2 separate regions of the Homo sapiens genome follow, and region 2 is linked to region 1. Evidence: chromatin loops called from intact Hi-C (ENCODE). Cell type or tissue: B cell. All regions are shown on one strand. Links, peaks and the distances in the headings refer to the core of each region. The heading gives the core; the rest is flanking DNA.

Region 1 (16,497 bases), core at 2,776-10,775:
TTTTAAAAATTTAAAAAATAAAAAATGTTTAAGAAAATAATTTTATAATAAATAATGAAATGCTTTTTAAATGTTATTAGATTCACGGGTACTTAGAGAGGTTAGCACAACATCTTGCGATTGGAATTTAGCTAGTTGTGAACTTGGGAGAGTTAATATTTGGTTGTAATCATGAAGATTAACATGCAAGAATTATACATTTTACTTCACTTATAAAAACAGCTTAACCATCTAAAGGGAAGAAAAGAGCTAATGTGCTTCATTCAGTATATGTAATTACAATAGGGCTTAGGGCAGTGCTTTCCAAATTTTAGTGAGCATAAAAATTATCTGAAGTAGTTTTAAAAATGCAGATTCGTGGCTCCGACCCCCGGGATTCTAAACCGTGAATTCTAGGATGAAGTCCAGGAATATGCATGTTTAACACCCAAACTCACCCTCAAATAACTCATACAAAATTAGAATTCAGACCCCTCTTGGACAACACCAACATAAGATGACAGATGTACTTGTTATTGCATCCGAAACCACAGAATCATCAGATAAAATACCCATCTTAGACCATCTTTCATATACTTTATATTACTTTGCTAAAGAACCAAGGTAGATAGCATTTAAAGGGCTGCTGATAAAAGTTAAGGTTTATTCATTTCAGGTACTATACTTCTCATTATGGTCCTTAAAAATTGGCCCACAGCTTTTAAAATTGATATTTAAAAGTCATGTGGAATTGGAATTGTTTCTTAACTTTCTGTTCATTTTTACTGTCTTCAATATTCCCATTTAATATTGTTTGATATTAAAATATAATGGAGTCACAGTATTTATCATCTATTCTTCTTTGGTTTCAAGGGAAGACGAGGGAAAACAGGACCTCCCGGAAAACCAGGACCCCCAGGACCACCTGTGAGTAAACAATACAATGACTGTCCCTTTAAAGAGTCTGTCTTTATGTCTGTGTGTTTACCTAAGGATTATTTTACTCCCCTGTAGATAATGATTTCCTTTATTCTACTGTTTAGAATGACTGGTTTCAGCATTTGGATGAGTAGTTCATACTCTCTATATTCCTAACTCCATCATCACCACAAACCAAGAGATGAGGGAGGCTGGTAATTGTCCATACACCTCACCCACTTCTTTATTACACAAATGGCAATAACAGTAGTGTCTGCTTGAACATCCCAAGCCAAGTGTCCAGATAGATGAATCCTGTTCTGAACCTACCTGAACACCATCTTCTAGATTTCTTAACATCCAGGCTGTTAGAAAATCAGACATCTGGGGAAGCATATCCACTTTTCTTGATATGAAACTATTTTGTTAGTATAATTTCATGATTTGGTAAAAAGTGCTATAAAGATCATCTAACCAGTTAGCTTATCTGGATCCTTTACCCCAAGCTTCTAGAAAAAAAAAATATTCAATTTCTTGTAGTTCTGGTAACTCTGCAGCCTATGAGAGTCTGGTTTGTGTCCAAGCTGCTCCACTGACACTGCACTCTCTGTGGTCACCAACAATCTCTGCATTGCAGATTCCCTGAGCACTTTTCAGGCTTCTTCTTACTTTACTGCTACACAGAAATGTATACTATTGACTGCTCTCTCCTTGAAACTCCCTATTCTGTTGGTTTAGCAACATTGGGTTTTTTTCTCCTATGCCTGGGGCCATCTTTTTGTCTCCATTAACAGCTTTTCTTCTACCCCCTACATGTTGGATGGATTAATGAATGCCAGTTTTTTATTTCAACCCAGACATTGTTGCTGAGTCCCAGGCTGGTACATTCCTTTATTTTTTAGTATCTCCACTTGGAAGTCTCCTAGCTACCACAAAAGTATAATGTCCAAAACTAATCTCTAAAAATAATCCTAGATTTTTTTGTTCTTCATCCTCTTCATCTAAACAGTCTCTAAATCATATCAGTTCTACATCCCAGTAGCCCACAAATCCTCTCCGTCTTCACTGTCAACGGCCTTAGTTTAGACCTCTGTCAATTTGAACCTATATTTTTGAAGTCATCTGAGAGCTGGTCTCATTGCCTCTACCTTCTCCAAGTGGAGCAAAACCTCTAAATCATGACAGCATCTAGGTGGGCTTGGATGGCTTAAAATTCTCTAAAAGCTTAAAACTATTTGATTTTAAATTCCTCAATCGCTTCTTTTTTCTTCAAGAAAGATGGATTCCACATCCTCTACATGCCATTCTGGGCCCTTCATGGTTTGCCTTTTACCTGCCTTGGCCTATCCTCCTCTATGCCCTTCCTTCTTTTGTAATCAGTAATCTTCGCTTACTATTTCAAAAATGCCATCACTTGCAAATGTTCTCCAGTAGGCCTATATATGCTTCTCTCTATCTTCATGACTCAGCTCAAACATTTCTCCTATAGAAGCTTTGCCAGTGCTCTCAGCATTTGAGGTTTCCTCCCATGGTCCTGTATCTTACACCTCGGACAGACACGGCATGTTACTTTGGACTCTTATTTTCCTCATCTGTCTGACCACTGCACTGTGACTTTTTTGAACCTCTATTTTCTCACCATTGCTTAGAACAGTCTCTAGCCTATAGCATGTGATTATTGTTTATTTAATGACTGAGTAACAAATGAATATATTTTGTAGACGAAAAAATTAAAACCAGGTAAGTGACCTAAAGACCAAAAACACCCTGCACCACCACTAGAGGGCCTCAACCCAGTACCCTAGGAATCTCTTAGGATGTGCTCACCTGCCAAAAATGAACATGATTGCTGTCCTGTCATTGATTTCATTTCACTTTAGCCATTCTAGTGGATTGTCCTATTAACAATGCATTGGTGCCAATTGATATTTGTTATATAAAAGCACATTGGGGGAATGAGGGGGTGAGGAAGCATGAGCTGGGTGTCTGCATTAGTCCATTCTCATACTGCTATGAAGAACTACCTGAGACTGGGTAACTTATAAAGAAAAGAGGCTTAATTGACTCACAGTTCCACAGGTTGTTCAGGAGGCATGACTGGGAAGGTCTCAGGAAACTTACAGTCATGGCAGAAGGGAGAAGGGGAAGCAAGCACATCTTCACATGGCAGCAGGAAAGAGCGAGTGTGAAGCGGGAAGTGCACTTTTAAGCAACCTAATCTCGTGAGAACTCACTCACAAGACAGCACTAGGGGGATAGTGCTAAACCATTAGAAACCACCCTCTTGACCCAATCACCTCCCACCAGGTTCCTCCCCCAGCACTGAAGACTACAATTTAACATGAGATTTGGTTGGGGACGCAGAGCCAAACCATATCAGTATGCTAGAATCTAGTCTTTTAAAGGCATCAGTTTTGTTGATTTTTATTTCAAAGTTTTAGGCAAAACAGAGAACACATTGTAAGATCTTTAAAATAATTGTTTCATGCTTTAAAGAAGAAAAGCTGGTGAATGCTAACAGGCAAGATTAGACCTTCGTGTAGTTTTCTAAACCTATGATGCTGCTTTTAAGACAGGCTAATTGTTGTCTCAAAGGAGGAATTTGAATGTTGAAGGCCTTTATGACAAGCTTGCCAAATGTGTAGGAGAGAAGAGGATTACACCGAATTCTGGAATGAGTTCTCAACTATAGATCAAATGAGTTTACTGAAGAATTCAGAAGATTAAAAAACATGTGACTGTATGATAGGATTTATAATATTCAATTCCGCAGACTTTAGTTTGTTGCCAGAGTGTTTGGGGGAGAGAGGTGCTTATTTTTATTTCAAATATAGATTTAGAACTTAAACTCAGCTATGGGTCTGACACACAGTGTTCATTAAATCCTGGGAACATAATATTTGAAAAAAATGGTTTATTAACTTTTTAAATATAATAAAATACCCAATTTGTTAGAAAAATTAGGAAAAAATCTATGCAGAAGACAAAGTGTTTACTTTGGTGGCATGATCTCGGCTCACTGCACCCTCTGCCTCCCAGATTCAAGCAATTCTCCAGCCTCAGCCTCCCGAGTAGCTGGGACTACAGCTGCGCACCACCACGCCCAGCCAATTTTTGTATTTTTAGTAGAGACAGGGTTTTACCATGTTGGCCAGGATGGTCTCGATCTCTTGACCTCGTGATCCACTCGCCTCAGCCTCCCAAAGTGCTGGGATTACAGGTGTGAGCCACCGTGCCTGGCCAGTATTCACTATTTTTAAAGTATCAGCAGAGCACTTGTTATCTCTTAGGATTTCCCAGGGAGCTATTTGTATTTTATTACAATTTACAAATAGCTTAAGAGATGTTCCCCCTTAATTGTGGACATTTTTAGATCAAAACATTATTGTTTTTCATTTATATTTCTTTTCCAACATTGAACCCTTTATGACATGCATCTTACTTTATAGCAAGAAGGAAGTCAAGAAGAGAACAAGAGACGGGTTGGTAGGATCTACAGTTTTTCTAATTGTTACTGGAGTTAGTATATACCTCGCCCCAGTGGCCAGTATGTGAGAATCCTGAAGCATGTGTTAGAATATCTTATGAAAATGTGAAATGTATTTTTTAAAAAATTTTAATTTTGTCTCTTGTCAAACAGTAATTAAATACTATGTAATATCCCTCAAATAAGTGAATATTTTATATCATTTAAACATTATGTTTGAGCAATTAGTCTTTAGGAAAGTTGGAGGGAGACTTTATTCTAGTCAGCATGATTGTCTGCAAAGAACAAAGGAATAGGAATTACCAGGAGGCATGATTTTTTTATTTTTTTAATAACAGCATACTTTATAAGAAAATGTTCTTCCCTTTGGGGGTTTAAGATGTTTCTGAAATCAAACATAGTGTTGTTATTCGGGGGAGTGTCAGTGAAGACTTTAAAAATCTTGAATTGAAGGGACTCTAAGTCCCCAATGGCCTGAAGCAATTCAAATAAAGTGTTTTAACCAGTCCTTCTACTTGATTATTTGTTCTGAAGCCAAATTAGTATATTCTCAGTTTCTTACAAAATGTTTGTACCAAAAGGACAACTTGTTTACCAAAATAATTTCTGACAAATAGCTAAGTGTGTGCGTGTGTGTGTGTGTGTGTGTGTGTGTGTGTGTAAGAGGACAACGTTTTGTCCCCTGAGACATTATATCTCCTAGGGAAAAAAGATTTCTAATAATGGAAAATTTACTAACACTAGTTTTATTAAACTAACATTATTAAATTATCTTTGTGAATCAGTGTTTCATGGAAAGTCATGTATATCACTCCAATTTAGCTTAACTATTATTCAATAGCAACTTTTTGTGTCTTTAGGACTTATTTGAAATTTATACACATGCAATATGCATATAATGAAACTATTCTTAATCAGAGTGCTTGTCATTGAACAGTGACTAACCTGGTTAACAGAGCTAGCTACAATGTATTTTTGTAAAGTATTTGTCCAATTCCTTGTTAAAAACCAGAGCTGATCTTACCTATACAAAGGAAAAAGCTCCCAAAGTGTCCCATGTAACTTCTGCTATCTTGTCCTAAGCGAATATTCTTCATTGGAGGGAAACTATTACATAGAGATCTCTTGGATTTATTTCAATACATAAAGATTACGACTGAGAACAGTTTTTCAGTATGAGAGGGCTAAGCATCTCCCTCGGGAAGGAAATAGCACTAACTCCTGAGGAAACAGGTTCAGAGGAAAGAGGGATGAAGCAGACCAGGAGAATGTATTACCATCACGAGCTCTGCATTAAGTACTGTATTTCCAGTGTCTTAGGGAATCCTTACAACTATCTTGAAAAGTAGAAATTATCTTCATTTTATAATGGGGTAAATGATACTTGGAAATGTCAAGTAACTTACCCAAGATGACACAAGCAGTGAAGACAGAACTGAAACACAGGAACTGATCCCTAAACCTTTATTCTGCCAGACTTCAGGTGTGAAAGACAAGCTTCTAGTTTACAGTTCAACTAAGATTATTCTTCCTCAAACATCATACCTAGAACAATGTTTGAGTTTTCCGTTGCAATCAATGGCACTATCCTGACTCCAGACAGCGAGATGGTATAGGATAGCATAGGATGGCGGTGAGGAACTTAGTCCTTCTCCTCACTAGCTTGTCCTGGAACAATTTTCTTAATGTTTCCTTGTCTCCATTTTCTTTTCTGTAAATTTGAAATAATAGCACCTACCCCACCTACTTTTTCCCACAGTGGCTACAAGAGCCCAATGTCATTGATATGAAAGAACTTTCTTCTAAATGTAAAGCTCTATCTAAATGTATCTTAGTTCCACTGTTATTATTCTGAACACCCATTCACACTGTAGAGAGAAGAGATTGTCTTCAATCAGTAATTAAACCAACACTTCTTTTCTCTCTTTACAGTTCTCCAAAAATCTAGTTAACAGAAATTTGAATGTCTATCAATGAATTGCTGAAATAAAAGATCACTTTGCATATGTCACACTTATTCTAGATACGTCATGAAGAGATCCAAAAGTTATTCCCAATTAGGTAACAATAACAACCAGGTCTAAAGAGTCAGTGATGTTTTTTCTCCCGAGATTTACAGCCTCTTCCTTGCTTGTGGGGCTTGTTCCTTTACCATCTGAGCTGTTGCATTTTATTAGTTGTGATGTTCTCTAAGTCTCAACTGTCCTTCCTCACACTCCAATAAAAGCTTGTCTTTTTTAAAAACCTTCCAGTTATCTGAGTAGCATAAGCAGTGGAAAGTAATAGACTTATGTTATGATAATGAGACTTGGAAAGTCTCAAGACTTGGAATGCCTTTGTTTATTTCAAAGTATTCTGGTTTTCAGTTCCTTTAGAAAAGAGAGGAAAGCAGCTGGAAATGAGGCGGAGCAGGAGAGAAAGTAGGAGAATTTAACTAATGAGCCATTAAAGGAAGTAGGTATTAGCCCATCCATTTGACATTAACTTTACTTCTCATTCATCATTACTGGAAAAAGCGTTTATTAAAAACCACACTAATTTAAAATTGTGTTATTATTTCTTCTGCTACAGGCAAGACTTTTTATTTTCTTTCTTTTTTTCTTCTGGTATTGTTTTTATGCATTGTTTCATTATTGCAGTATGAGAATTGAGCAGTGGGCTCCATTTGTCACATTTGTGTGCATAGCAATTTCAGTTGAAAACAGAAATTCAAAAAATTTTGTAACATGGGGCAACAGCTCCATCTACTGTTTCCATAGGAAAAGCTCTAGTCAAAGAATGACAATAGCTCTTTGAAGGATGTCAGAGGAATGGAAATTTTTCGATGTTTGAAGCTTATAAATCCATATGATTTTTAAAAAATTATTTTCAGGATTTTGTTACATTTATGCTTACCTTGAAATTTAAATATAAGTGCTATTTCATCAGCAGTCATTTTCAATGTCAACTTGATGCTCTTTTGAGGTAAAAATCCATACCTACTTCATGGATCTCTAAAATGCCCTTCTATTGTACAATACCAATAAAACTCTGCAGCATTAATTTTTGGGAGCTTACTCCAACAAAACATATGCTTCTTTTCTAAAACAAGTCTGATTTGAAACATGTACATTCATGTTTCTATTTTAATTTTAACTTCAGTGTAGAACTTCTTCTACCTTTAAAGCATGAATCATTGCACAGTCCTGAAAGTTACAATTATACATCAGTTTGCACAATTAAAAGAGTAAATTTAGGGTGTAAAATTTAATTTATTTACTAAACAAATACTTATGGCCTATCTACTATGTGTTAATCACTATTACAAACATTGAATATACAGTGGTTAAAAACACAAAGCAACAACAAACTACAGATAAGGTCTCTACCTTTCTTTATAACTTACTGTCTGTGGTGAGGCAGTACACCAATGGTTAATAAGCAGTTAAATAAATAGACAAAACAATTTCGGTTTAGAGTGAGGTGCTATGGGGGGAATAAACTGGGTAATGTGATAATGATTTGGAAGGAGGAGATGTTCTTCTCATTACCATCTAATTGAGGTGGTCCAGGGAGGTGTCTCTGAGCAGAAGACATTCCTTGAGAAGGAGCTGGCCATGTAAGGGCCAGAGCAAGAACTTTCCAAACAGAAATATCAGGACTTGCAAAGAGCTTCAGGTGGGGAAAAGCTTGATGTATTCAATAAACATAAAGGAGCTAAGAAAAGAATAGTGCCAGAAAAGATTTGGGAGCTGAATGGCTTCATCATATAGGGCCTTATAAGAATGGAAAAGAAGGGTTGGGGGGCAAGTGGAGAGATACACGTAGCCATGAAATAACCAGTTACATCTCCGTTTTGTAAGTGTGTGTGTGTGTGTGTGTGTGTGTGTGTGTGTGTGTGTGTATCTGCAGCGGTTTGATTTTTTTATGTGATGAAATTACTGTTCCTACTGATTCAAATAAATTATTCTGAAGGTAATATTGTTTTTAGCCCATTATCTTTAGTCTTTGAGTGGACGGGGAATAGGCTTGTTTGCTGAAAGAAAACAAAATTGACAAAGGTTTGATTGTAGCCCATTTAATTTCAGTCTTGTCTGAATCCACTGGATATCACTTTGGTCATTAGAGATGGAGAATTTCATCACATCTAAGTCTTTTCTTTTTCCCCACAGCTAAATCTGATGTTTCCTTTCTGATAGGCTATAGGTTGAGTCAGTTGAACAGTTGGGGCAATGAAAATACATACCCTCAAAACGCCATAGAACTAAGTGCCTTCCGGCACTTGTGCCCCCTTATCCATCGCTGTTCTCAACTTGAGTATCTTCCGTCTCCAACTTTATTTACTATGCACTGAAAACTGAAAGGAAAGTTATTATTTTCAGCATATAGCAGGACCCACCTCTAAAACAATTTAGTGTCCCAAAACACATTTTTGGACTGCTGAATAAAGCAGATGACAAAAACTGTCTCAGTGAAACATTTGATCACTTGTTAAAATACCCTCAGAATACCTTGAATGTGACTACATGCATTTTGAAGCTCATCATGTATCAATGGGAATCCAATTCAAATTCTTAACATCCCTTCTAGAAGCTTGAACTGATCAGGGCTTAGTCATGTTGCTCAGTTTTCCTTTCAGCAAGAGAACCACAATCTCTTCTGTTAAATGACTAAAGTCTGTGCAATGTAATATCTTCAGAGAAAATGAACCTAACAATTTATTTGAGTCAATGGGAATAGGAATTTCATTTCTTAAAAAAAAGTAAGATGACACTTTCTCAGATTTAAAAATATAGACACATAAGACCTATAAAATGGAGACATGGCTAGTTAATCATGTTTATTGCCACTTGTCCCTCATGGGGGTAATGGTCCCAGACAAAACAGCTGTTCCCAACATTGCTAAAATTCCAGTGTCACCTTGTGTGACCACAGAATACATAGACATGCATGTGAGGCAGCTGGGGATATCAGGTTGAGATTTTGAAAACTGGCTCTCAGGTTTTATTTTCTAATTATTTCTCTTTTTCTCTCCCTACGGACAGCAGCAGTAGGACATTATTAGTCACTTTCTGACTTCCTGTGTTTTTTACTAATAGTGGTAACATTATGGTGGAAAAAATATTATATTTGTACAGCCACTGACTGCTTGTTTCATCTTGTATTATGTTCTTGAAACCAACTATTAAGACATCTGGACTGACATGTGTTATTTACAGCAACGATGAGACAGACTATTTGAAATCCTTGATCTGTGGTCACCAAACTTGTAATTAGTTGTGATGGTGCCTGGATTCAACATCATTTCTTTGTGTTGGGTAAACATTAAGATTTGAGAAGTCAAAGGCCAGTCAGATTTATTAGAACCTTAATTTTCAGAACGGGATATTTGTTTCCTAAATAATCTTATAGTTTGCATTTGATGATATAGTTTCCAAGAGGATCTCCATACTGTATGTAATTTTACTGCTGTATATCTTTGTGAGGTAGGCAAGAAAAGATTATTTTCATTTAATAAGAATATTCTAGGTCCTGATGAATAAGGAGCTCAGCTCAATTTTTGCAGTCAGTTTTCTCTGCACATCAGTAACTATAGCTTAGTATGATCAAAGTAAAGACTGAAGGAAATTATATAACTAGAGAAGCAACAAGTTTTCAGCATTGTCTAGGGGACCTAAAACATGGAAGAAAAGTTGGCAGAAAATAAGATTTGAAGGGTCTTCAGCTATGTCTGTAATGAATTCATTAAAAAGTAGAAAGACCCAAAGCAAATATCGCAAAATTGTTAATATTTGACAACATAGGATTTTGGACTCATTGCAATTTATATTATTTTCTGTACTTTTCAGCATGCTTAGAATAGTTCAAATTCATTTTAAGAAGCAGGAAAAACATTCTATGGGATTAGTAACAGTTAATATCACTGATTACTTCTTCACTGGCTGATATCATCAGTATCTTCTCCTTTGACTGAAATCCTTTGTGGAATGGGGCCACGTGTTTTAAAACTAAAATTATTAACTATTTTTTAGAACTTTCCTGAGCACACTGTCTATAACCATGGTGTTCAGCTGAGCCAAGAATTGTCATTTGTAGATTTATCATTAGCACAACCTATAGATAAGGGAGAGACCTTAACATCACACATTTGAGTTGAAAGTGAGGACCACAATCACCCAATTATTCCAGAGCTGCCCAGAATGTCCCCAGCTATTCAAATTGTGCACATGCTCTTGGCCTCTATGTAACTTGGCAGTGTATAAGCTAGTGCCACCAGCCTGGTTATCTTAAGTCCCAGCAGTGTGCCTTGAAACTTGCATTTTCTTAACTCAGGAAGAGTTGTCATTCTACCAACACTTTTAAAGAGAATGAATGTTATCACCTAATTACAGTAAATGGAAACTCAAAGCATTCATAGGTGTGGGCTGCCTGTGGGGTCCATGTAAGCCATCTTTCCTCCAGATTTTGGTGGCATATTGAAAAATTCCTGAGGTCAAACAAGGGGATGGAGGCACAGTTGTTCCTAAGGTATGGTTTTTGTTGGTGGTGATCTTTTGAGGACACCACTGGATACAAATAATTTGTTTCACACATTCCCCTCCTTGCTAGTTTTCATGCCCCTGTGGCTTTTATCACCTTGTACTGGGTCATTGATGTTGCATCTGTGGGTGGCAAGGCACTCTAAAGATTCCTGCTGCTCCTTATATTGCAGGACACTGACAAATAATATTTTTCCTTTTTCAGGACATACTGGGGAGAGATGAGTATGAAACATTTTATGGATGGATAAGCAGAATAGCAGCATTAGGGGAGGAATCTTTTTTTTTCTAACTATCATGCCATGGAGATCAGTCAAAATGTCCCACTCTATCAATAAGGCAGTGGGCTTTACACCAATTAGGTTGATATCTGGGGAAATAAGTACCTTTAAATATATTTTTTTCTGCCTTAGAAAACAAAGTGTTAAAAAATCTACAAGCTTCCTAGCATAATTTAGAAAATCTGCTTTTATGAAATGGGTTAATTATGCCCATTGAATGCATTCACTGTCACAGTCTCATCCTCCCACTTCTGTTCCAAAATGACAAGTGAAACCAGGGACTGTGCAATTTTGGAAGACAATCAGATCACATATTGAGTATTTTGCTTATTCATACAACCATAAACGGCCTATGCTTGAGTTCCCTCAATTACACAGCTCAGTATGCAGGCCAGAAGCAGACAAGCCCAGCTCAAGTGAACACTTTCCTGGAATACACGGGGGAACGAGTTTGAAAAATGTCCAAAGTGGCAGATGTGAAAAATTCTCATTCAACATCCAGAGCTGCCTTTGCTGCAATCCTTCACCTGTTAATCGCACTGCCTCTGAACTTGTGAACCAGGGATGCTAGCGATATCTTAGACTGAGACACTTAGGAGCTATAGATCTTTCAAGGTATGGTGCCAGTATATGCCAAGGTGGGGGAAAAGCTAGCGAGACAAGACAAGATCATGGATCACAGCACTGCTCAGAATTTTCAGACATTCACCAAGAATAAGCATGTCGCTGCCAGCTTCCAACTAAACTGTTATTATCTTTTGTAGGGGAAATTCCCAAAAGATGTCCTTGATAAATGCTTAAACCATTGTACTGTATCACTTAAATTCTTCAGACTCCTGCAATGCTAATACACAATCTCTCCTCCACAACAGAATACAATGGCACTATTGTAGTCTTAAGTGAAGGATATTTCATTTTCCCTGAGTGAGACAACTTTCCCACAACTGTTATCCACTGCAATTTCATGCTCCTTGGAGTTTCTGTGCACCAAAATCATCCCCAAGCAATATACTCTCTTGATTAGCTAGTATTTTATTCCACCTCCTTTGACTATATTTATTTTTTCTTTTCTTCCACCATCTTATAAGCGCGAAGGCTCCTTGCCCTTCATTTGGCATTATTGAAACCTCAAAAGTTATTTAAGATGCTGGTTGAGATTGTTAACTTCCTTCCTTTTCCATCTCAGCCTAACTCTGATCTTTCTTTCTCCTGCTCTCTTTCTAGTAGAAGCCCTCCATGATTTTGAACTTCCTTGTGTCTCTGTGTTGTTCCTCTCTCTTATCCTTACCCCTCTCCCATTCTGGTCACTTTCCTCTTGACTCTTCTTGTCATCCAAGTCTTTCTTTTTTTTTTTTTTTTTTTTTTTTTGGAGATGGAGTCTTGCTCTGTCACTCAGGCTGGAGTGTAGTGGCGTGATCTCAGCTAACTGCAACCTCTGCCTTCTGGGTTCAAGCAATTCTCCTGCCTCAGCTTCCCAAGTAGCTGGGACTACAGGTGCACGCTAACATGCCCTGCTAATTTTTTGTATTTTAGTAGAGACAGAGTTTCACCATGTTGCCCAAGCTGGTCTCGAACTCCTGAGCTCAAGCAATCTGCCCGTCTTGGCCTCCCAAAGTGCTAGCATTGTGGGTGTTAGCCACTGTGCCCAGCCCTTTCAAAAGGCATGTCTACACCAAGTCTCAGACCATTCTTTTCTTGGCCCTTAGTGATTGTATACCTCATTAATCCTGTGATCTTTCACCACACGATGCCCTGCTCGATTGTTTAAAAACCAGCTTTAAGATGATTGGTATTTTATTTTCCCATCATCCTTCTCACTGTGAGGTGGTTTAGGGGAAAGAGTTAAAAGATCAAGGCAGTGGGGTCAGACAGACCTGAGTTGAAACCTAGCTCTTGTCTACTATTTATATGACCTTGAGTCAGATATTTAGTCTTTTGTTATGTGTAAAATAAGGAAACACCACCTCACTGGGCTGCTGTAAGAGCTAAATGCAATAATGCATGTACCTCACACAGTTGTCACTTTCAAAGGGTAACTATTGTTATTTATTAATATTTTTGTTATCATTATCCTCATTTAATCATTATTTGCCATCTTCTCATTATTTTTGTCTTTCTTTCCCAGGATTTAGGAACTGACATTTCCAAAGCAAAAGGGTTGATATTTTTTCTCTTTTATTATCACCTGCATGTAAATTTTTCTTCTATCTGCTTGGCTCCCCTCCTTCCTATTTTCCTCTGTTAAAGTCTTTATAGAGAAACTTCATCCATCTAAGAATGTTGGCCTAAATATATGCATATACATATTCATCATCTGGAAAAACTCATTAGATTCTATTTTCAATGTGAACAAACACACTTGAAAACATCTCTTTTAAATTGAGAGCATTTAAGTTTCATAACTGTATTCTTTTGTATTGACCAATGAATGAAACAGGTCCATCAGATTAGCACTGAAACATGAATTTTCCCTGAGCTTATTTCCATTTGAGTCCCCACCACTTACAATCCAAGTTAACCTGAAGACTTGGCTCACAAGTCATTTCTCAAAGCCTCTTTCCAGAAAGTGAAAGCCCTCAGCCTAACGGTGGTGGAGGCAGAGATGCAGTCTGCAGAGTCCTCAGCCTCCCTTTCCTACTTGGTACTGTCTTCTCCTGTCCTTAGCCCCCAAGGGCCATCCCTTTATTCTTCTCCTTTCCTGTCCTACCCGCCTTGCTCTTGGGAAATATGTAATGAACAATTCACATGAATCTATTAGAATGGAATGATTTTGGACTTGGTTCTACCATTCATGTGGTTTGGGGAAAAATCTCTTGGTTTTCCCATCTGTTAAATGGAAAATATAATACTACCCACTTCAGTTGGTTATTATAAGAATCAAATAAGATAATGCATTTTACAGTCACATTACCCTACCACCCAAGAAAATATAAGTGAAAATACTTTTAGAATTATCCAGAGCTGTGAAAACATGAACCTTTAGTATTATATCTCCCAGGAACATTTGCATTTGATCTGGCAGTAAAACCTAACATCAAAAAAAATAAGACTTTTGTTAGGACATTTTGGGCATAACCTGGAGAGCAGGCAAGATATTTGAAGGAAAAAGACCTCCTCCCAGGAACCTTTAAATTTCACCTATATGTGGCCCATGTTCTCTAGGGTGACCCATTTAATCCCAAGTATGAGAGCTTGAGGTCTCTATATTGAAATGTAAGAATAATATAAATACTCACTGAATCTGCTCTTGGCTTTAGGAATCACATTTTATAGTTCAAGAGTTTCTAGCAGTTGTTGTTTTTTTTGTTTTGTTTTTTGGTGTTTTGTTTTTTTTTTTTTTTTTGGTGGGGAGAAGGTGTTGGTATCCCTTTAGTCACTAAAAATTCTCAACAGAAGCATTCTCAGAAAAAAAATCCATTACAATTATAACTGCTTAATTTATGTAATTAAACCCCAAGAGACACTGAAAAAAATTTCATTTTGAGTAAATATTAAGACAGAGAAAAGGATGTGTGTCTTTTTTAAAAAAAGAAATTGAGTCCCCCAATATTTTCTATCTAAAGAACATTATTGATTTTTTCCCCCAGAATTACTTTACAACTTATATGTTGTAATTCTGGTCCAAAAATCCATCCATGAGCTCTTTTCTACTTAACTGGAGCTCACTATAACTATGCTTTCAATTAACTAGCCACATTCTTAGGTTAATCTAAATCTGTTGGTCTTGTCTTTTATAAATTTGGAAGAAGCAAGCCCTTTGCTCTGTTTGATACCATTTCTAACTAAAACCAAAACCAACAAACAAAAAAATGGCTTTCTCCACAGACTTTTTCTTATAAAAGCAATGATTCTACCGAATTCAACAAACATTGGGTGCTGGTGATGGGAGACAGATACTGCAGACTGTAGTGTGCTGAGTTTAAAAGGATCAAAACTCCTTGCCCTCACAAAGTTTTTGTTGCAACTGGGAATACAAACATGTACATAAGCCACTATACTCAATGTAAATGTGCTTTACTAAGTTATGTATAATGTGTTATAGATGGAAACATAAATGAGAGAAAAACTCATTTGACATTACCTTTTCCAACCATTATTATTTTTTCATCTCACCATTCCTATGTCTGAATTTAGGCTTCCTAATGACTGTTTTTTTTTCTTGAATACAAAGGGAAAAATAATTACTGATCTCTACTTTTTTACAAGCCATTAGAACACTGGAAATGTTTCTTGAAAATTAGTCCAAAGGACTTTCCAACAAGCATTCTATCTGTTCTTACAGAAAAGCGATTTTTTAGCACTTTTGAAGAGAGTTGGTTAGTACAACTTCCTTCACAGAGGTTTTTGGTATTTCAAAGATTGTTCTTGAATTTAACTGAAAACCCACAGGGCCAAAAGCAGCTGTGTGTAACCTGAAAACATGTAATTTTGAATCCAGAAAAAAGCTTCCAATAGGAGATTGAAGAGCTATGGTGCATAAGTGGCATCTGGATGGCTCAAGGAGACTCAGTCAACAGAGATGAAGAGGTACAGGGTACTTTTAGAGAAAAGGGAGAAAGGAAAATAGTTCAAGATTGAGGATCAGAGAGTGAGCAGGCGATTTGACTAAGGAGCCACAGAGCTCCTGATTCACAATGTGCAGAGTGTGCTAAAGCTGGATCAGAAGGCTCAAGCTCTGACTTGCACAGACAGCTTATGGCAAAGAACAGTCAGGGAAAAAAAGGCAAAAATATTGCTCTTTAGGCTAAGTATACCGGGTGAATTGGCTAAAAAGTGAAAATGCAGCTAAGACTAGGACTAAGGACTATGGTTTTTAACAGAGAACTCTTCCCAACTTTTAAACTTTGGGAATGTGCAGCCAAAACTGAAATCTACTAAGGGAATGATAATGCAAATAGCTCATCATTTTTACACTACGTGTCTGACAAGTCCGGTGGCAGACATCATGGTATTTCTGTTTTCCACCTCCAGCAAGATTTAAGCCAAAAACTATTTAAAAGCTGCTAGAACTATTGCTGAGAGTATATACTTCCCAAATTGAATATAGCTTTAATTCACTTTATCACACCTGCTGTAGTTCTTTGCAGTAAGAAACGACATCAGGATCTCTATCCACACCAGGTTTATAGGCCTCTCAGATAATTATGAATCAGTACAGTTAGGTTCAGAACAGTTGTTTCTCCCTGGAGTTCATTAGCATATTTTAGCTGCTCTGTAATTGTATACTCACCACATTAATCCAGATGTCCTATATCTCCCAATCCCATACAAATAGAGTGAAGCAAATCTCCGTAAAAAACAGACATTGTATAGG
Region 2 (16,497 bases), core at 4,184-12,183, 380 kb before region 1:
ATGAAAAATAAAGAAAAAACCATACCCAAAATTAGGAGAAGGAAAGAAATAAAGATCAGAGCAGAAATAAATGAATTTGGAATAAAACAATAAAAAAGATAGATGAAACAAAAAGTTGGTTTTTTAAAAAGAAAAAATTGACAAACCTTTAGCCAGACTAAGAAAAAGACAGAACCCAAATAAATAAAATAAAAGATGAAAATGGAAACATTACAACTGATACCACAGAAATTCAAAGGATCATTAGTGGCTACTATGAACAACTAATTATATGCCAACAAATTGGAAAATATAAAAGAAATGGATAAATTCATAGACACATACAACCTACCAAACTTGAACCATGAAGAAATCCAAATCCTGAACAGACCAGTAATAAGTAACGAGTAACAAGATCAAAACTGTAATTAAAAGCCTCCCAATAAAGGAAAGCCCAGGACCTACTGCTGATCCACTGCCGAATTCTATCAAACATTTAATGAAGAACTAATATCAGTCCTACTCAAACTGCTCCAAAATACGGAGGAGGAGGAAATAGTTCTAGTTTCATTCTATAAGACCCTGATACCAAAACCAAAGACACATTTAAAAAAAAAAAAAAAAACACTACAGGCCAATATTCATGAATATTCATACAAAAACCCCTACCATATATTAGCAAACCAAATTCAACATCAGAAAGATCATTCATTATGACCAAGTGGGATTTATCCCTGAGATGCAAGGGATGGTTCATTTGATTTGTATTTGTTGAACCATCCCTTGCACCTCAGGGATAAATCCCACTTGGTCATAATGAATGATCTTTCTAATCAATCGTTGTAATACATCATATCAAGAGAATGAAGGATGAAAACCACATGATCATTTCAATTGATGCTGAAAAAGCATTTGATAATGTTCAACATCCTTTCAAGATAAAAACCCTCAAAAAACTGAGTATAGAAGGAATATACCTCAATGTAATAAAAGCCATATATGTGAGGTCCACAGCTAGTATCACATTGAATGGTGAAAAACTGAAAGCCTTTCTTCTTAGTTCTGGAGCAAGACAAGGATGCTCACTTTCAACACTGCTATTCAACATGAAAGTCCTAGCTGGGGCAATCAGACAAGACAAAGAAAGAAAGGGCATATAAACTGGAAAGGAAAAAGTCAAACTACCTTTGTTTGCAATGATATAATTTTATATTTGGAAAAACTTAAAGACTCCACCAAAAAACTATTATAACTGACAAGCAAATTCAGTAAAGTTGCAGGATACAAAATCAACATACAAAAAATCAGTAGCATTTCTATATGCCAACAGTGAACAATCAGAAAAATAAATTTAAAAAAGTAAGCCCATTTACAATAGCCCCAAATAAAATTAAATAACTAGGAATTAACTTAACCAAAAAAGTGAAAGATCACTGCAATGAAAACTATAAAATACTGATGAATGAGGAAGACACCAAAAAAATGAAGAAATATTCCATGTTCATGGATTGGAAGAGTCAATATTGTTAAAATGTCCATACTACTCAAAGCAACCTACAGATTCAATGCAATCCCTATCGAAATAGCAATGACAATCTTCACACACACACACACACACACACACACACACACACACAAAACACACACCTAAAGTGTATACAGAATCCCAAAGACCCAGAATACCAAAGCTATCCTGAGCAAAAAGAACAAAACTGGAGGAATCATATTACCTGACTTTAAATTCTATTACAGAGCTATAGTAACTAAAACAGCATGGTACTGGCATAAAAACAGACACACGGACCAATGGAACAGAATAGAGAACCCACAAACAAATCTACACACCTATGGTAAACTCATTCTTGACAAAGGTGCCAAGAACATGCATTGAGGAAAAGACGGCTTCTTCAATAAACAGTGCCAGGGAAACTGGATATCCATATGTAGAAGAATGAATCTAGACCCCTATCTCTTGCCACATACAAAAATCAAATCAAAATGAATTGAAGACCTAAGATCAAAGACCTCATACTATGAAACGACTTCAAGAAAACATTGGAGAAATTCTCCAGGACATTGGTCTGGATAAAGCTTCTTAAGTAATACCTTAGAAGTACAGGCAACCAAAGCAAAAAATGACAAATGGGATTACATCAAGCTAAAAAGCTTCTGCACAGTAAAGGGAACAGTCAACACAATTAGGAGACAAGGCACAGAATGGGAGAAAATATTTGCAAACTACCATATGACAAGTGATTAATAACCAAAATATATAAGGAGCTCAAACAACTCTACAGAAAAAAGCCTAATAACCATATTAAAAAGTGGGCCAAAGATTGGTATAAACATTTCTTAAAATAGACATACAAATGACAGACAAATGAAAAGGTGCTCAACATCACTGATCATCGGAGAAATGCAAATCAAAACTGAGATTATCATTTCACTCTGATTAAAAGGGCTTTTATCTAAAAGTCAGGCAACAACAAATGCTGGTGAAGATGTGGAGAAAAGGGAACCCTTGTACACTGTTGGTGGGAATGTAAATTAGTACAACCACTACAGAGAATAGTTTGGAGGTTCCTCAAAAAACTAAAAATAGAGCTACTATATGATCTAGCAATCCCACTATTTGGCACATACTCAAAAGAAAGGAGATCCATATATCAAAGAGATATCTGCACTCCCATGTTTGTTGCAGCACTGTTTACAACAGCCAAGATTTGGAAACAACCTAAGTGTCCATCAACAGATGAATGGATAAAGAAAATGTGGTACATATATACAATGGAGTACTATTCAGCCATAAGAAGAGTAAGATTCTGTCATTTGCAACAGCATGGATAGAACTGGAGGTCATTATGCTAAGTGAAATAAACTAGGCACAGAAAGACAAACATCACATGTTCTGACTTATTTGTAGGATCTAAAAATCAAAACAATTGAACTCGTGGAAACAGAGAATTGAAGGATGGTTACTAGAGGCTGGGAAGGGTAGTGAGGCAGTGGGAGGCAGGTAAGGATGGTTACTAGGTACAAAAAAAAAAAAAAAATGAGTAAGACCCAGTATTTGAAAGCACAACAGGTGAACTATAGTCAATAATAATTTCGTTGTACATTTTAAAATAACTGGCTGGGCAAGGTGGCACATGCCTGTAATCCCAACACTTTGGGAGGCTGAGGCGAGTGGATCACTTGAGGTTAGGAGTTTGAGAACAGCCTGGTCAACATGGTGAAATCCCATCTCTACTAAAAATGCAAAAAATGAGCCGGGTGTGGTGGCAAGCACCTGTTGTCCCAGCTACTCGGGAGGCTGAGGCAGGAGACGGAATTTCTTGAACCCGGGTAGTGGAGGTTGCAGGGAGTTGAGATCGCGCCACTGCACTCCAGCCTGGTAACAGAGTGAAACTCTGTCTCAAAAGTAAATAATTAAATTAAATTAAGTAACTAAAAGAATATAATTGGACTGTTTGTAACACAAAGTATATAAATGCTTGACAGAAGAGATACCGAATTTGCCATGATGTGATTATTATGCATTGCATGCCTATACCAAAATATGTACTCCATCTATACAGCTACTACGTACCCACGAAAATTAAAAATAATTTTTAAAAGTGTTCCAAGGAACATTTCTTTTGAGCTCAAAGTTTCAAATTTTGAAAGCTTTCAGATTTTGGATTTTCAGATTAGGGAGGGATACTCAACCTGTAGAGTAATTTCCCTCTAATTACCTCAATTTTTATCAAATGTATACTTTCAAAATGTATACTTTGGTGAAATATAAAAGGAAAAATATATAATTGGGTTTAAAATGTATATTGTAAAGTTGAAAAGTTACCTACTGGGTACAACATTCACAATTTGGGTGATGGCTACACTAAAAGCCTAGACTTCACCACAATGCAATATATGCATGTCAGAAAACTGCACTTGCACCCTCTAAATATATTTTTTAAAATTAAAAGCATCTCGTTTATATTTTTAATATTAAATTATATATCCTCAAAACATTGAAAAATACAAAGAATAAAGCCTATGGGAACTAAAGTACCTGATAGTTCCTTTAACATTTCCTTATAGGATTTTCCTATCCTTATTATCATTTTAACCTATTTAATTTGGTTATTCTAGTACTTCCATATTCTTTAAACATTATTGATAAAAAGTAACAGAATAATTTAAGACTCTGATTAATATATAGTATTATATGATTATTTACCAATTCTCATTACTCATTGTATTAGTCCGTTCTCACATTGCTATAAAGAACTACCTGAGACTGGGTAATTTATAAAGAAAAGAGGTTTAATTGGCTCACGATTCCACCAACTGTACAGGAAGCATGGTTAGGGACACCTCAGGAAACTTATAATTGTCGCAGAAGGCAAGGGGGAAGCCAGCACGTTATATGTTGCTGGAGCAGGAAGAAGAGAGTGAAGTGGGAGGTGCTACAGATTTTTAAACACCCAGATCTCGTGAGAACTCTATCCCAAGACAGTACTACGAGGATGGTGCTAAACCATTAGACACTACCCCGATGATCCAATCACTTCCCACCAGGCCACACCGCCGACACTCGGGATCACAATTCAACATGAGATTTGGGTAGAGACAGACAGCCAAACCACATCATTCATATTATTTTCATAATCCAAAAGAATGTTGCTTTTTACAACAAAATGCCATGGCAATATTTTGCTAAGCCCAGCTTATATGCAGGTATGTTTCCCTGTCCCCTCAACCACCTCCAATCTAGGCCTATTTGTCCTCAATGCTTGTTATTCTGTGTTGGATGGATTAGGTTCCCTGAATGCACTAACTGCAGTACTCGATACTGTTTCCCAAGGAACCTTTTGCTCTAGTCAGTATTAACAACATGGCCCTTATTTACAGTCTACTGTCAAACACAAGGCCTTCTGAATTATCCTAAACTGGTCTGCTGGTCTCAATTTCTACAAATCCATCTTCTACACTGTTTCTAAAGTGATCTCACTCTAATACCCAAGTCAATATATGTCATTCCTCTAATTAACATCCTTTAAGATTCTACAGGACTAATAAATGTATTTTTCAAAGCATTCTGGTATGAGTTCCTAGGAATCTGGAAAGGTGCCACTAGGGCCACTACAGAAGATAAGGCAGCTAGCCATGCAGGAATCTGCTGCTACTTTAACCAGAGCAATTCTACTTGTTCCCAACCTCTATATGTATATGAACATATAAAATTGTTTTAAAAAGTTGTTTTGCTATTTTTTTTTTATGAAAGGTACAATTATTGGTTGGTATTGGGAAAAGACTCTAATTAATGTAATTCTACATATAAAGCACTTCATGACCTGATCCCTACCAACTTGTTAACTTTATCTCATGCTTCTGAATTGTTCATAGTTCTTAAAACACTACAATTTTATGCTACTTTAGGCTTTGTCCAACATACACATTTTATTCCATGTAGTGCCCTCATCTAGAATGCCCACCTTCTCATCTTATTTCATTAACAACTGTTAATGCCCTTCAGGTCTCGGTTTAATTACAATACGTCTGAGAAACCTTCCCTGACTTGTAAATGTCCCTTGCTTATAACTCAATTATAACGCATAGGTATATTAACATTATTCATCTGCACATTTGTTTTATCACTAGATCTGCCAAACTTGGCTGAACAGATTTCTAGGCCAGACTAATAACAACTACAGTAGACTATCTGGTATGTAATGACTAAGTCCCAATTCTTTTTCCTCCTACCTTTGTTTCAAGAACAAACATTTATTATTAAATTAATAAAATAATTTCTCCAAGAAGATAATAATTGACCAATAAGCTTTTAGGAAGAGACAGCTCTTAATTCACACAAAGTTATTTCCTTAAATGGAATTGATATACTTATTAGAAGAGCTGAACTGAATTTCTAAATAGCTTAATTTAAAATATTTTATAAAATAAAAAAGTTTCTGGTAACAACTTGCGGTAACATAAGACCAGAACAAAACACTATTTTTAAATTTTTAATTGTCCGAAGACAACGTAGAAGAAAGGTGCCATCGTTTGGTTACCAAGCTTTTAGCTTGTTTTTGGACTGCATTTTCAATAATTATCAGGAAATTTAACTACAATATTTAGATTATGATAAGCTTGACATAGACCTTATATAAAACATTATAACTTTTAAGGTCTTTAAACAACAATCTTTTGAACTTCACGAACTTCACTTCAGACTTTTTTTTTAATGTACAAAAAGGCTATCCTTTTCAGAAACACAAAACTTTTATTACTTACTACTGCCCTCTAGTGAATTTCCAGAAAAAAAAATCAGAAAACTAAAGAGATTGTATAGTTTAAAATGCTTCTATTAATAGGTTGGCCCTAATTGTCTCCAAATTTATTTTGACTTCCAAGAATAAATCACCAACTGTATTTGAAAACTAAAATGTTTTAAAATAATATATACAAACTACATTCCTAATAACTTCTTTTACCGCTCAGTTTAGAAGGGCACGTTTTCTTTACATATCTCTCTCCTTTATCTGGAATGCTGGTTTCCAACTCTGCAGGCCTTAGATTATTGTAAAGGGTCAACACTAAATACTACCTGTAGACTTAATAAATGTCTTCCACATATTTGTGAAATCTATTATTCAAAGATGTACATGTTATTATGATTAATGAAACAACACAGGTACTCAAGACTTTCCTTTTAAGTATTCACTGAGTCTAAGACGTATATATTTTCTTACATTTAATATCAGTGAAATTTGGATGCATCTAAAAATTGAAGGCATCATATAATTGAAGGCTAGGCAGAAGCCATGACATAGTTGTCGCTACATGCACATTCACAAATTTGGTCACAGCAAGTTACATTACAGTCACTTCAGTTGAATTACATGCATTCTTGGTACAATTATTGAGTTTAATTGCCACTTATGTCTTAAAAGATAATATGATTTGACATTAAAGCAAAAAGTTAATGTGTAAGTCAGGAGAAAGAGAATGAAGATGCATCGGTAGTAAAGAAAATATTCATTAGAATAATGGGCATAATTCTGTATTTTCTTAAAAAGCAACAGTCAAGTGCTTCATAAGCTTAAGAAAGGAAGATATCCAAAAGAGAAGCATTTTTCTGCTTAGGTATATGCAAAAGGATTCCCTTCTATATGGCAAGACAAGAAACAACAGCAAAACATCTTAAATTTACAGGATAGGTGTGTTGGCAGCTTCGAAGAAAATCCCAGAGATAAGAATAGAACACACAAGAAAAGCTGCACATCAATTCTCTTGATAGCATAAAAGACAATACACTTTTTTAGCTTCTGTGTATGAGCGAAAACATGTGAAACTTGTCTTTCTGAGTCCAGCTTATTTCACCTAACACAGTGACTACAACTAATGACTAAAAGAGTAGAGGCCGTTAAGGGTAGGGAGTAGGGAGGGGAGATGAAGAGAGGCTTGATTAATGGGTACAAAAGTACAGTTAAATAGACAAAATACAACCTAGTGTTCAATAGATCAGTAGGGTGACTACAGTCAACAATAATCTATTGTATATTTCCAAATAGCTAGAAGAGAATAATTCAGATATTCCTGGCATAAAGATAAATGTTTAAGGTGATGGATATTCCAATTACCCTGATTTGATCATTACACATTATATGAACACCTCAGACTATCACATGTACCTGGAAAATGTGTATACCTATTATGTATCAATAAAAATAAAAGACAATACAGTTGGTTCCCATGTCACAATGGTTCAACTTAGGATTTTCATACTTTGTGATGGTATGAGACCATTCTTTTTTACTTTCAGTACAGTAGTCAATAAATTACATAAGAAAATATTTGATATTTTATTGTAAAATAGGCTTGGTGTTAGATAATTTTGTGCAACTGTAAGCTAATGTAAGTGTTCTGAGCAAGTTTAAGATAAGCTAAACTAAGCTATTATGTTCAGATAGGCTAAACTAAGCTATGATATTCAGTAGTTTAGGTGTATTAAATGCATTTTCAAACTGAAAATATTTTCAACTTACGATGGATTTAACAGAATGTAACTCCACTGTAAGTCAAAAACCATCTGTGTCGTATAGTAAAACATGAACATCAATAACCAATTCAAAAAGTGATATAGAATTCTCACACTCCAAATATAAAGTTTTAGGAACGCCTTTCATTTCATATTTTCCTTGTTATGAATGCAGACAAATCCAACAAATCTCACTCACTAAATATAAAACAAAGATTATAAATGATTAAGAAAAACTTGTCAGATTTTTCCTTATAGTGACACATAAAGTAACGGTGCACCTTACAATCGGTAGCATATATTCAGTGAAATATGCTATCACATAGGCTGAGAAATTTGACTTTTAAAGGGAATTTCTTTCTCTAAATATTATTGAGAACCACTGCTGTGATTCATAAGGTGTTGTAACATGAACTGAATGTTTGTTTTCCCCTAAAATTCGTATGTTGAAATCTAATCCCCAGTGTGATATTTGTAGGTGGAGTTTTCAAGAGATAACTGAGTCATGAGGGTGAATCCCTTATAAATAAGATTAATGCCCTTATAAGAAGGGTCACAATAGAGCTTGCTTCCTCTCTCTCCCTGCTCTTTATCATATGAGCATAGAATGAGAAGACAGCCAACTGCAAATCAAGGAAGAGGGCCCTCACCAGACACCAGACACCTTGATGTTGTACTTCCCAGTCTCTAGAACCATGAGAAATAAATGTTTGTTGTTTGAGCCACCCAGTCTATGGTACATCTGTTATACTGACCTGAACTAAGACATGGAGGCAAACCAACATTTGATGGGTACAAGAAGAAAATATTAAATGTTTTATTTCTATATTTGAATCTTTATCACTTTAATGTTCTTTAACCTATTAGTTTATATTTTACATTAAATGTACAAAGATTAGCATAATAATATGTAAATATGTATTTATAATCATAAATATCCTGGTGGACATATTTAAAGTTTTATGGATAGAGGTATATAGTAAACAATTTAGCAGTCACTGCTTCTATAGGCAGTTCACTGGTCCATACGATACATTTTGCTGAAGACATCATTATTCAACATTTCCCCACTTGGTGGCACCAAAAAATTAGAATATCTACATATATATCCGTGCCTGTTAAGTTTTACTTTTTTAAATTTAGTAAGTATCAATTCCCTTTCAATGTAAGCTTAAAATAATAGGCAAACTAATATGCTGTTTGACCTCCTTCTCCTAAAGCTCACTGTCCAATTATTTGGCATTGATTAATACAGGGTACAGTAGTCAGAATCAGTAAAATTTAAATAATCAACTAGTTTCAAAAATAAACAATAATACATAACTAAGAAATTCACACTTGACTGACACATAAGATAAAAAAATTTCTCTAGCCTCAATACAAAAAAAAAATTCAGTTACAAATTCCATAACAAACATGATTTTTACATTTCATATTATATTTAGGGTCAAAGTACTCAAGTATTAATTTCCCACTCTGGGTACTTTAATTAAGATTAAACCTATTCTAGTCCTCATGCATATTTTCTATACCCTCTTTCAAGGTGCCACAAGGAAAGTCCAGTTCTCAACCTTTTCCAAGGTAAGTTAGGAGAAAACTTTGTATCCCAACTACAAGCAAATATGATAATTATACTATTTAACTACCTATCTACAATAAAACCACATATCTATAAATTGTTGGTTTTCACTGAATTTTTACTAAAATTTCGGTAAGTATTATTGGCTCATTTTTACAGATGGGGAAGCTTGGGATCAGGTAATAGATTTTAAACAAACTCAACATTCATGACCAGAGCTCAGCTATACACACCATGATGCCCCTCTTGAACAGGGTATCATCTACCTTCCTCTTCCCCTCCCTCTATACACCACAGGTATTAAAACTGGCCAAATCATGGCTTGGCAGCAAAACCTGAGCTTTGAGTACTTGTAGTGCTATTCGAATGATATTATCTCTCTATCCACACTCCCCCAACCCCAACTAACCACCATTCAATTATGAATGCCTTTTTGACTTACCTTTGAATAAGAAACATTCTCACTGATCATGATACAACTGCTTTTTGCATTTGGTTTATTTTCACTGAGAGAGGAAAGAGGTGGGAACTATAGTTTGAACCATATGAAACTGTGAATATTCAACTGTTTAAGCTAATAGTGACTATTAAGTGGCCAGTAGATTCCAAGACTTGGTGGATTATTTAATTAAATCCTCACTACTTTATTACTTAAATATCATACCACTATAAAGATGAAGAAATTTAGATGGGAAAGTAGGTCAGGAGGCCCATGGACTTGAGATCCACATTTCAGCCTCTCCACACCAATTATTATAATTTTATTGTTTATGCTGCTTAAAGAAAACCAATAACTGCTAGGAAGTTGGATCTTAGTGGGCTGTTACATCGGAATCTCTCCCTTGGCCTTAGGCCTTAAGTGGCCCCTCTCTACCTATTTAGCAACTCTTCTATGTGTTCCTGGTTCCCACCCTCAATCCCATTATAAGGTCCTCTGGTTGTTTTATCAATATCCTTCAGCCCAGCCCTCTATACAGTAAATCATCACATAACGTCATCAATGGATTCTTGGAAACTGGGACTTTAAGTGAAAGGATGTATAACAAAACCAATTTTTTTTTTTTTTTGAGACGGAGTCTTGCTCTTGTCTCCCAGGCTGGAGTGAAATGGCGCAATCTCGGCTCACTGCAACCTCTGCCTGCCGAATTCAAGCGATTCTCCTGCCTCAGTCTCCCGAGTACCTGCGATTACAGGAGCCCACCACTAAGCCCGGCTAATTTTTGTATTTTCAGTAGAGATGGGGTTTTACCATGTTAGCCAGGCTGGTCTCAAACTCCTGACCTCAGGTGACCCGCCCACCTCGGTCTCCGAAAGGGCTGGGATTACAGGCGTGAGCCATTGTGCCTGGCAACAAAACCAATTTTACTACAGACTAATTGACGTAAACAAAAGCTAACTTCCTATTGCATATTTCTGGTCACAAGAACATCACCAAACTTCTAAATAAAGATTCAAAGCACTTCTAATATTAAATACTGAAATAAATGTAAGCTCTACATACATTTAGGAAAGATTAATAAAAACAAAATACTCAACTTTTGGTGAATTAGTGAGTGACGATGGTTGTGGTCATAGTGGGTTAAATTAAGGAATAAATGTTTGCAAAGTGAAAATTATAAAGAGCTCCTCCTACCACCACACAGTTCAAAAACAAAAACAAAGAAACAACAGTGTTGGGCTAGCTGAACGCTTTTGTATTGCAATTATTGTTATGCACTTGTATGTAGTATACTTCATGAATTTTTATTTTACAATAATTTGCATTCATTTGCTCATTCATTTTCCAAGCCACTTATTCTTAGTTCAGGGTCACGGGTGGCTGGAGCCTATCCCACTAGCTCAGGTTGCAAGGCAGGAACCAACACTGGACAGGATGCCATTCCAACTGCAGGGTGCACTCACACATACCTACACTAACTCCTACTGGCACAATTTCAGACATACCAATTCACCTAATACGCACATCTTGGGAATGTGGGAGGAAACCAGAGTACCCAGAGAAAACCCACGCAGACATGGAAACAACATGCAAACTCCACACAGTGGCCCTAGCCAGAAACTGTTCTTTTTTCACATCAACATTATAGGAAAACAACATAAAAAAAAAAAAAAAGATGTTATTTGAGGACCTGCTGTATTCTAGAAAAGTGAAGTTCTTTTAAGGATAGCTTAACCAATTCAGTATGAATACTATGTCAGTTTAATTGATTTAAATAATTTTCAAAGTTTCCATTTAAATATAAAATATTAGTTTAAAATGTTTCTTTCCAATAATATCATTCCTACAAAGAAGCTCTCTTTCAAATAGTTTTAGTAACATCTTATTTTCTCCACTCCCACTCGCTACCCTCATAGCTTATTTAATTCGGAGCCACCAGAGTGATACTGTTAAAATGTTTGTCAGAGCCCATGCCTTTTCCATTTAAAAACTTCCAGGGGCTTCAAAACTCAATCAGTATAAACTTCAAAACCCTAACTGTGGACTATAAAGCTCACATGACATGGCCTCTTGCTACCTCTCAATGAAACTTTTACTACTCCCCCTTGTCAACTGAATTCCAGCCACAATGGCTTTGCCTCCTTGCTAGTATCTGAATATAGCATGTATGTGCCCACCTCAGGATCCTCACACTTACTCTTCTGTCATGGCTTACTTTCACTTCATTCAGGTCTCTGTTCAGATGTTAGAAACTATTCCTGATCTTTACAGTAGTCTCAGCCTCTACTACTGTCTATCTACTTATGCTGCCTTATTTTTCCTCATAGTATCTACCAATTGACCACTGGGAGACACATCTCCACGCATCTTTCATTTCTGCATATTTTGCAAGCCAGGAGCTAATTGACCCCCCCTCCGCCGACCCACCACTTTTTTTTTCTGTACTATCTTTTCAAAGATCTTTGTATAGCAAATAGTCTTGGTAGATGCAGAAAATATCTTTCCCTGGAGCAAAGGACAGGCATGCTTACCATCCATTATAAAAGATTCAGCTTCCCTAAGCTCAGGGTTCCTCTTCTACAATACACTCTATTATGTGCAGGTCTCATCTAGTTCTCTCCCCATTGCCCTAAGGGAACTGGGACTCCGGGAACCAACACACAAAAAAGTTGATCCTATGGCTACTGCTATTGCTGTGAGTAGAAGTCTTACATCTTCAGTTGTCATCCACAAAACTGGCAGGTTACAAGTAGGGTAAATATCCTAGGTCCTTCATAGTTCTTGACATTGACATTACATACTGAATTTCTCTCTATTTTTTTCTCCTGACTTATGTTTCATTGATTGCTATATCCTCATTTCTCTAAAGGTTTCAAAGCACTTTTACAAATAGTATCATTTGACCTTCAAAAATCCCTGTGGAACATTTTCTATTTCCATTTAATAGGGAAGACACTGATCCAGAAAGGTTAAAGGACAAACCCAAGATTAGCATAGCAGATCAGTCACAGAATAATAGCAGTTAAAATCCAGGTCTAATTCCTAATTTGTTATTAACTTGTGACTACTTCTTAAAAGACAACTACTATGCTGTACATTCTGTGAGATAGAAGGATAATCACCCAATGATATTAGATGACAAGTTCCTTATGTGGTATCACATAAAAACACAAAAATTTCAATGAATAATAAAACTGAGTACCCAAGTAAGCACCTGTAAGATATTGAAATGTATGTCTTTTGGGGTTCTTTTATTATACATTATGGCACGTGAATGATCATGTGACAAAACTAAATTCTGCTCTTACGATAATAGCCATTTCCTTTATGTCTAAAGGAAGACATCTTAAGAAAATACCCAAAAATGTTTCCTTTGTAACCAGAATTTTCATCTTTGCAAGAATTAAGAGTGCTTCAACATAAACTTCATTAATCTGAAAGGTTCCAGATAATATTAATGCTGCTTATACAACTCTCAAGATAGGTAATAAAGAAGCATTTATTACTAGCTTTTTATCTACAATGTGAGCAAAAGACTCAAAGAGAAGTCTGTATACAACTTGGTCAGTCATTTATAATTCACACCTTACCACTTCCAGGAAGACTGAGGGGAAAAAAGTCTGGGAGTATAAGAACAGATTTCATATAAAAGAGAAGTATCAAGTTATATAAAATATCTGATTTTAAAAGCCCTATATCCCCAAGTAGAGTAAATCTGCAAAACCAGTAATAGATATGGTCTATGGTTCAGAGTTCTAATATGCTTATAAATCTATTAATATGCTTATATTATATATTATATGCTTATATTATAAATCTATTAATATGCTTATAAATCTATAGGCATATAGATTTATAAGCATATCAGGTATTATAAATCTATTATATAGATTTATAAGCATAGATTATTATAACAGTATATAACCACCTTCAAGGTTCATAAGTTATAAAATTTCTGATTATGAAATTGCACAAATACAGCTAAAATGATGATGGCTAAGTAGTTAAAATTTTACCCTTAAGTAAAGAAAACTGAAGAAAAATTGAAAAAGAATCAAAATATTATAAAGGAAAACAGAATAAAGTTTAATAAATTACTAAGGTAAAAAAATTGTTTTATAAGGCAATTTTAACTCAATTATCCCCATTTCACTTACTGTGTAAGTTATAGCTGCCAACATTCCAATCAAGGTCAGAGAACTGATAGAAAATGACAATGCAGCTAAACCATCTGTGAAGAAAGAAAAACTGTTAAAAATGTACATATATACTACTCAAATCCTTATATTTAGCAAATCAACATAGAAAGCTGAGCTGCTTACACATTTTGAAGAAATAAAAACCAATATGTATTACCGTATTCTTGAAGTGCTAACTCCAAGTGGAGAAAAGAGTTTCTAAAGGACTCTTTAAAAATTGATTTGTAAAAAATCTTTCTGACTAGCTGAGATTTTCTTTCCTTCACGTCTTAAAATTAAGAGGAAAATTACTGGCTAATTATTGGGCCCAAAAAGAGATCAGCAAAATATCAGATGCTCAAAAGGTGATTAAAAAGATCACATGGCCTTTCTCAATGGCAGACCCTGAGAAATAACATTTCATAGGAAAGCCACTGACCTTGACTCTTTCTCCCTTCTCCCCTCAGTCTTGAGACTTCCAGTTTCTTTGTTCTTAATTTTCAAATTGGTTCTTAATAGATAATCAAAAACTAAAATCTTAATTAAAGATTTATTTCACTTTTTAACTTGAAAGGACAAGCTTGCCTACTTGGCAGAAAAATAAAAGCAAACACAACGAGAAAATAGGTTTAAAAATACACACACACACACACACACACACACACACAAAATACTATGCTAACGCATTGGATTTAGGAAATTATCTAAAGGAAGGTCAAAGAGTGAGGGGCAGGAATGACACTTTCACATAAATATATCAAATTATGTAATAAAATACTATGCAAATTTGAATATTCTTAGGAGCAACACTTTTTCCAGTTTTAATACAGGTCCTATTAGGCCTGTATTGAGCGAGTTTAAATGCAAGTCCTGTGGAATCAAATACAAAGTTTTGATTAATTTAATGTATTGACATTAATCTTTTATGAGTACTAATAAAATTATAATGATCTATCATCTTAAAACTCATGTCTCAGTTTTGTATAACACATAAAGAAGGCATATTATTAACAAATTCACAATCACGCAAGGCAAATTTTTAAGCCTTAATTTTTTAAAACTACTTTTTATCAAATCAAAGACATTTTGATGCTGTTACTTTACTGATCATACCAGAAGTATCATGAGAAGGTGTTTATACAACTAGGAGGGGTCTGACATCTGGCTGATAATTTTAAGGTACTATCACTTGTAAAATGTATCTCCAAAACAGCGATGTAAAAATCTGAAAAATTATGTGTCTTAGAAATGGTAAAATAGACATGCTGACATATTTGGCCAATCGAAATGTTAATATTACTAATAGTCAAAATCATCTGAACCAAATAACTCAAAATTGATCATTATTAATTATTCCCATTTGGGTAAAAGATGAATAAATGTGTGCTGAAGATACCTGAAGATGCATTCTCTTTATATATTAGGGGGTCTATGATCTGGCTGCATATATCTTTATGATATAATAAATAAATCCTATTGTAAACAAGTTGTAGTATAGTCATAAAATGCATTACTCTGCTGCAATAAAAAGGAACTACTAATACAAATGAATTTCACAACATTATTTCATGAAAGATGCCAGGTATACACAAAAAAGAATCATTAATAAATGGAATCAGAATTCTACTTACAATATTCAAAAAAAGTAAAACTAATATAACTAATATATAGTGGCAGAAATTATAACAATGGTGCCTCTCATGGGAGATGATATTAACTGAATGGAATACTGCGAAAAAATTGCTGGAGTGATGGATGTGTTCTACACCTTGACTGCAATCAGTTACAATGACTATATACATGTATCATAAGATCTACACATTTTACTACATATAAAGCATTTTTTTTAAAAAAGGTTATATAGGCCGGGTGCAGTGGCTCATGCCTGTAATCCCAGCACTTTGGGAGGCCAAGGTGGGCGGATCACAAGGTCAGGAGTTCGAGACCAGCCTGGCCAATATGTTGAAACTCCATCTCTACTAAAAATACAAAAATTAGCTAAGCGTGGTGGCGGGTGCCTGTAGTCCCAGCTACTCAGGAGGCTGAGGCAAGAGAATCGCTTGAACCCGGAAGGCAGGGGTTGCAGTGAGCCACGATCATGCCACTGCACTCTAGCCGGGGTGACAGAGCAAGACTCCGTCTCAATCAATCAATCAATCAATCAATAAAAAGGTCATATACCCTTGATGCCTGAAAAATGCAATGCAAGGAGGTGGGATGAGAGACGAAAGGACTAAAAATTAAGAATAGTTGGGTAACTGTTTTGGACTTAGACAGCTCATCTAGAGTGATAAGT

What was found. Hi-C counts contacts between places; a loop is a spot of excess contacts. Peaks named below come from ENCODE experiments on the same cell type or tissue, not always from the same donor. Only the 100,000 strongest peaks of a DNase experiment are listed, where the experiment ranks them.
Region 2: a loop joins it to region 1, with 12 times the contacts of the local background. A loop is called at or near these places in 45 of 110 quality-filtered maps.

What each region holds. Positions count from the first base shown.
Region 1 is chr6:70,101,317-70,117,813 of GRCh38, forward strand. COL19A1 (collagen type XIX alpha 1 chain) reads left to right here. Exons shown (of 51, transcript NM_001858.6): 16 at 853-906. Among named protein-coding and RNA genes, the nearest start is that of COL9A1, 190 kb to the right of the region's middle. In B cell, for the core only: CTCF peaks have their summits at 7,150 (motif pointing left) and 7,352; a DNase peak (open chromatin) is centred at 7,125.
Region 2 is chr6:69,723,762-69,740,258 of GRCh38, forward strand. LMBRD1 (LMBR1 domain containing 1) reads right to left here. Exons shown (of 16, transcript NM_018368.4): 7 at 14,181-14,254. Among named protein-coding and RNA genes, the nearest start is that of LMBRD1, 65 kb to the right of the region's middle. In B cell, for the core only: CTCF peaks have their summits at 6,268 (motif pointing left), 6,474, 9,045 (motif pointing right) and 9,246; a DNase peak (open chromatin) is centred at 9,080; H3K27ac peaks cover 1,657 bases.